2 separate regions of the Homo sapiens genome follow, and region 1 is linked to region 2. A link is a loop called in an ENCODE intact Hi-C map of the cell type or tissue named here. Cell type or tissue: adrenal gland. All regions are shown on one strand. Each heading gives the region's core, and the rest is flanking DNA. Links, peaks and the distances in the headings are about the cores only.

What was found. Peaks named below come from ENCODE experiments on the same cell type or tissue, not always from the same donor. Only the 100,000 strongest peaks of a DNase experiment are listed, where the experiment ranks them.
Region 1: a loop joins it to region 2, with 2.9 times the contacts of the local background. A loop is called at or near these places in 44 of 110 quality-filtered maps.

The regions. Positions count from the first base shown.
Region 1 is chr16:30,103,423-30,106,326 of GRCh38, forward strand. It overlaps GDPD3 (glycerophosphodiester phosphodiesterase domain containing 3), which reads right to left. Exons shown (of 10, transcript NM_024307.3): 10 at 1,388-1,587. The coding sequence ends at 1,450. It overlaps YPEL3-DT (YPEL3 divergent transcript), which reads left to right. Exons shown (of 2, transcript NR_135192.1): 2 at 35-2,034. Among named protein-coding and RNA genes, the nearest start is that of YPEL3-DT, 8.4 kb to the left of the region's middle. In adrenal gland, for the core only: no CTCF peak of the experiment used is centred there; no DNase peak of the experiment used is centred there.
Region 2 is chr16:30,407,956-30,410,859 of GRCh38, forward strand. It overlaps ZNF771 (zinc finger protein 771), which reads left to right. Exons shown (of 3, transcript NM_001142305.2): 2 at 90-239. The coding sequence starts at 99. Among named protein-coding and RNA genes, the nearest start is that of ZNF771, 1.8 kb to the left of the region's middle. RefSeq lists a silencer at 1,621-1,710. In adrenal gland, for the core only: CTCF peaks have their summits at 1,697 (motif pointing left) and 1,899; a DNase peak (open chromatin) is centred at 1,686; H3K4me3 peaks cover 338 bases; H3K27ac peaks cover 1,026 bases.

The DNA.
Region 1 (2,904 bases), core at 274-2,773, 300 kb before region 2:
GTCCAATGTTGTACTTTTATCCCTAATAATACAGCCGCCGACGGGACCATCACAAAAGCTTTACAAGGCCTTACCACCCTGGCAAATGAATTAGCCGAAAATTCTGGACTAGATAACCCTTTTATGGGTCTCATGGAAAAGTGGTTTGGAAAATGGAAAGGACTCCTGGCTTCAATCTTTACCTCTCTTGCAATTGTAACAAGTGTACTTATCCTTGTGGGCTGCCGCATCATACCTTGTATTCGTGGGTTAACTCAAAGGCTCATAGAAACAGCCCTCACTAAAGCCTTCCTCTCTTCTCTCCCTCCATACTTGGACAAGCTCTTGCTCCTGGATAATCAAGAAGAACAACGAAGCCAAATCCTGTTAAAATTTTTTGCAGAGGAAGAAGTATCAAATAGAAGAGAGGAAATTGTTGGGACAGCTAAGCTCTTCAAAGACTCAACTTCCTGGTCATAAACTTCTCCCCGTTTTTCTTCTTTTTCGCCAGTCTACCCTGTTTGGGAAAGTTTAAACCTTAGCCAGTCGGGATCAGCTCAGATTGTGCAGTCCATCCCCAGTCAATGGGGAAAGGACACAGAAACAGGAACTGCGTTAGGGTTAAAAAGCCCTTCTCTCCTTTGTTTGGGGTGCTCTTGCGATTACAAGCTGCGCAAGTAGCACCGTTCTGAAGTAAAGATGCCTTGCTGGGAAATCTGTCTCAGTGCTGGTTTTTCTTGACTACACTGAGCACTTGTTTCCAACACCCCTGTGCTCCAGGCTGGGTTAGGTCTGATCTCAGGGAATGTCTGTTTCAACACGTGTCTGCAGTTCTTTGGCTTGTGTTGCTCACTGCAGTGGGCCCAGCCTGGTCTAGAGGAGGCGCTCAGGAAGTATCTGTGAAATGTGAATGTGTAGTTCCTTCAGTGAATATGGCCCTGGGGCTGAAGATGGCAGAAGCATTCTGGGAGCTTCTGGAGAAGGAGACCTGGGAGGAGAAGGTTGGAATGGCGGGGGCAGCAGAGGGGCTGGGTGAACTCAGCTGTCCCACCCAGGCCCATCCTCTGCAGCCCGAGAAGGAAGCTCACAGGGCAAGACATGGAAGAGATCAAGTTCCCTGCCCGGTGCCTGGGCTGTTGATGGCCTCAGGAAAATGGAACCATTACCTGTTGCTGTCAAGTGGCTGGGGGCCAGGATGCCTGGGTTGGCCGTGAGAGGACATTGCTGAGGAGAGTGGAGGCCAGGCTGGGGTGGGGTGTGGCAGGAGGACAGGAATGCAGTGGAACCAGTGGGTCAGGCTCCTGAGGGCCCCAGGCTCCAGCCTCAGGGCTGGCCTGTTCCCTCCTAAGCTGCCATCTTCATATCTTCAGGACCCACCCCTCTACTCCTCACCCTCAGCACAACGATGTGATCGAAAGGCAAATATTTATTTTTCAGGAAGAGAAACAGGAGACCTCGAGGCTTCTGGACTTAGGAGGTCCGGGCAGCTGGTCCATGGTTGTCCAGGTAGTGCCGCAGGGCTGTGGGATAATCCGTTATGACGCCAGTGGCTCCCACGCTGAAGGCTGCTTCAAAATCCGACTCTTCATTAAGGCACCAAAAGACCACCTGAGCAGGGAGGGAGGGGGCCTGTAGATTCTGAACAATTTTACATCTGGAGAGTGGGGACCCACCTCCTCCTCTATGGAGACTCCCCAGCAGCAGTAGGCTGGAGCTGATTGTTAAATTCTCAGGAATTTTGCAAAGTGGTTATTAAACCCAGCCATTATTAAAAATTAAATCATAGCCTGGGTGCAGTGGCTCACGCCTGTAATATCAACACTTTGGGACGCCGAGGCAGGAGTTGAGGCCAGGTGTTTAAGATCGAGTGAGACCTCATCTCTACAAAAAACTTTGTAAAAATTAATTAGCCCGGTGTGGTGGTATGCGCCTGTGCTCCCAGCTACTTGGAAGACTGAGGTGAAAGAATTGCTTGAGCCCAGGACTCTAAGGCTGCAGTGAGCTATGGTTGCACCACTGTACTCCAGCCTGGGCGATACAACAAGACCTCGTCTCAAAAAAAAAAAAAAAATTATATATACTGACAATTAAATTATTTATTTATTTATTTATTTATTTTTTGAGATGGAGTCTTGGTTTGTCACCCGGGCTGGAGTACAGTGGCATGAACTCGGCTCACTGCAAGCTCTGCCTCCCGGGTTCACACCATTCTCCTGTCTCAGCCTCCTGAGTAGCTGGGACTACAGATGTCCGCCACCACGCCCAGCTAATTTTTCTGTTTTTAGTAGAGATGGGGTTTCACCATGTTAGCCAGGATGGTCTCGATCTCCTAACCTCGTGATCCACCCGCCTCGGCCTCCCAAAGTGCTGGGATTACAGGTGTGAGCCACCGCGCCCGGCCCTAAATAAATTATTAAAACAACAAGTGGCCAGGCGTAGTGGCTCACGCCTGTAATCCCAGCACTTTGGGAGGCCGAGGCAGGCAGATCAACTAAGGTCAGGAGTTCGAGACCAGCCTGGCCAACATGGTGAAATCCCATCTCTACTAAAAACAGAAAAATTAGCTGGGCGTGGTGGCGGGCGACTGTAATCCCAGCTACTCAGAAGGCTGAGGCAGGAGAATCGCTTGAACCCAGGAGGTGGAGGTTGCAGTGAGCTGAGATCACGCCATTGCACTCTAGCCTGGGCAACAGAGCAAGACTCTGTCTCAAAAAACAAAACAAAACAAAAAACAAAACCCAAAACAAACAAAAATCCAGTAATAAATATTCAAAGCATATCTCTTGCTAATCAGTTTCCTATTACTGTGTTCTTGAAGTGATTAAGTCTGTTGAGGCTGCAAGATGGAAATACTACATGATGGGGTGCCACCATGCATCTCTTCCCATTCTGCATTTAGTGGCTTCATGTCGGCAGCCTGAAACT
Region 2 (2,904 bases), core at 288-2,787:
CACTGCCTTGCTGGGCCAGGGCCACGGTGGGCGGGGGGGGGGGTGGGGGGGGGCGGGTCCTGAGCTTCTGATCCAGCTCCCCGCCTCAGGACACCAAGATGCCTGGCGAACAGCAGGCAGAGGAAGAGGAGGAGGAAGAGATGCAGGAGGAGATGGTGCTGCTGGTGAAGGGTGAGGAGGATGAGGGTGAGGAGAAGTATGAGGTGGTGAAACTCAAGATCCCCATGGACAACAAGGAGGTATGTGTCACACACACCCTGGGGCACACTGTCCCCAAACCTGGTCCAGGCCCAGCCTCCCTCAGATAGAAGCCAGGGATCTTGCCCCTACTTTTCCCAGAATCTCGGATCTAAAACCTCAGGATTGGCCCATCCTTCTGCCCTACTGCCTGGGCTTCCATCATACAAAAGTCACGCCTACTGTCCCAGGCTTCCTGCTGGGTGCAGGAGATTAAACTCCGTCCTTGGATCCCCCATGGAGCTTGATGTTAGACTGAAGGGTAACCACACAGTTAGAATCCCGTGTGATGGCTGCAGGTACAGGGGGATGATGAAGCCTAGAAGTGGGAACTTAACTCAGATTTAGAGGTTGGGGAAAGGTCAGGTTAGTTCAACAGCAACAGTAACAATAGCTAACCCTTGCCTAGCATTTTCTATGTGCCAGGCACTGTTCTAAGCACCTCGATTCTATGATGTCGGTAGCATTTATTCCATTTTACAGATGAGGAGACTGAGGCCCAGGGCAGTTTGGTAACTGGCCACAGGTCTCAAAGTAAAAGGATGGCTTATGTGAGACTAGTAGGAGTCTGGGGTCAGAAGTGGGGTGATGGACCCAGTCAGAGGAAATGGCTCTTTTATTATTACTGTTGTTATTGTTTGAGACAGGGTCTCATTCAGTCACCCAAGCTGTAGTGCAGTACAGCTCACTGCAGCCTTGACTTCCCTGGGCTCAGGTGATCCTCCCACCTCAGCCTCCCAAGTAGCTGGGACTACAGGCATGCACCACTACACCTGGCTAATTTTTTTTTGTTTTGTTTTGAGACAGAGTTTCGCTCTGTTGCCCAGGCTGGAGTGCAGTGGCGTGATCTCGGCTCACTGCAGCCTCCACCTCCCGGGTTCAAGTGGTTCTCCTACCTCAGCCTCCCAAGAAGCTGGGATTACAGGCATGCACCACCACGCCCGGCTAATTTTTTGTATTTTCAGTAGAGTTGGGGTTTTGCCATGTTGGCCAGACTGGTCTCAAACTCCTGAGTTCAGGTGATCCTCCCACCTCAGCCTCCCAAAGTGCTGGGATTATAGGTGTGAGCCACCGTATCCAGCCAGAAATGGCCCTTATAGAGGCTCAGACGAGTGAGTAGTGCACTGCAGCAGTGAGGGTGGGTGGTTCGGTCATGCTGTAGTGTGGATGAGTGGGGGTGGTTGGCAGGCCACACAGGGAGTCTGGCTTTTATTCTGAGGGTATTTGAAGGTTTTGAGATCAGAATATGAGTTAAATTTCACCCCCTGGAGACCCTAACTGCCACCAGATACGTTTCCGCTTCTCAGAACCCCAGAGGATTCTGTCTGCCCCCAGCCTGAGCAGCCCTGAGTACCAGCAGAGGGCTTTGGCCCCAGGGACCCAGCTTGCAGGGGCCGGGACTCTGATTCTTCCTGCCCAGGAGCCAGTTCCCAGGGAAAGAATGCTCTGCTGCCCCCTAGTGGGCCTGCTGGGTGCTGGGGGAGGGGACTAGCTCCTTAGGCCTCTGGATAGTCTAATAACTATCTGGTTGTGTTTGTTGCGGGCCCCCTTCGCCCATTATCCAGCTCTGCCTGCCTCTTCTGGCCCTGCGATTGCCTGATCTCCACCTTTGGCCTCTAAGTTACAAACACAGGCTCCAGAGCTTAGGGTGGACTTCCAGCTCCATCATTTACCCGCTGTGTGACCTTGGCCAAGTTTCCTAACCGCTCCACGCCTCAGTTTCCTCATTTGTAAAAGGGAAATTATAACAGCACCTACATCTTGGAGTTGTGAGGAATGAATGAGTCAACACATGCACAGAGTTAGAACTGTGTCTGGCACAAAATAAACACGGAAATAGTTGCTGTTACATTTATTCTTCTCCCCAAAGCTCAGGACCTTGGGCAAGGTCATCCTTCTTGAGATTTTTCAACTTTTTTTTTTTTTTTTGAGACGGAGTCTCACTATGTCGCCCAGGCTGGAGTGCAGTGGCGCAATCTTGGTTCACCGCACCTCCACCTACCGGGTTCATGCCATTCTCCTGCCTCAGTCTCCTGAGTAGCTGGGATTATAGGTGCGCACTACCATGCCCAGCTAATTTTTGTATTTTTAGTAGAGGTGGGGTTTCACCATATTGGTCAGGCTGGTCTCGAACTCCTGACCTCATGATCCGCCCGCCTCGGCCTCCCAAAGTGTTGGGATTACAGGCGTGAGCCACCACGCCTGGCTCAACTCATTTTTATCAAAGGCCTGGGCTGAACCATGAGAACTGGGGTTGATCAGGGAAGTGAATGTGGGGGCACAGAGGATTGAAGACAAACGACTCAAGGCAGTGGGGAAGGCTTCCCAGAGGAGATGATTTTTGACTTGGGCCTTGAAGGCTTTGCAGGGGTTTGGCACATGGAGGAGGAGGAAGGGCATTCCAGGAGGAGGAAACAGCAAAAACAAAGACTCAGAGGAAATGAGACTGGAAAGGCAGTTGGGGGACAGAGGGGCCTTGCAAGCTAGGGCAGGACGTACTGTGTTAGGTTCTGTGGCACCATAAGAAGCCTTAAATCATGGGAAGAGCCAGGCGTGGTGGCTCACACCTGTAATCCTAGCACTTTGGAAAGCCAAGGTGGGAGGATCACTTGAGCCCAGGAGTTCGATTCCTCCCTGGGCAACATAGGGAGACCTCATCTCTACAAA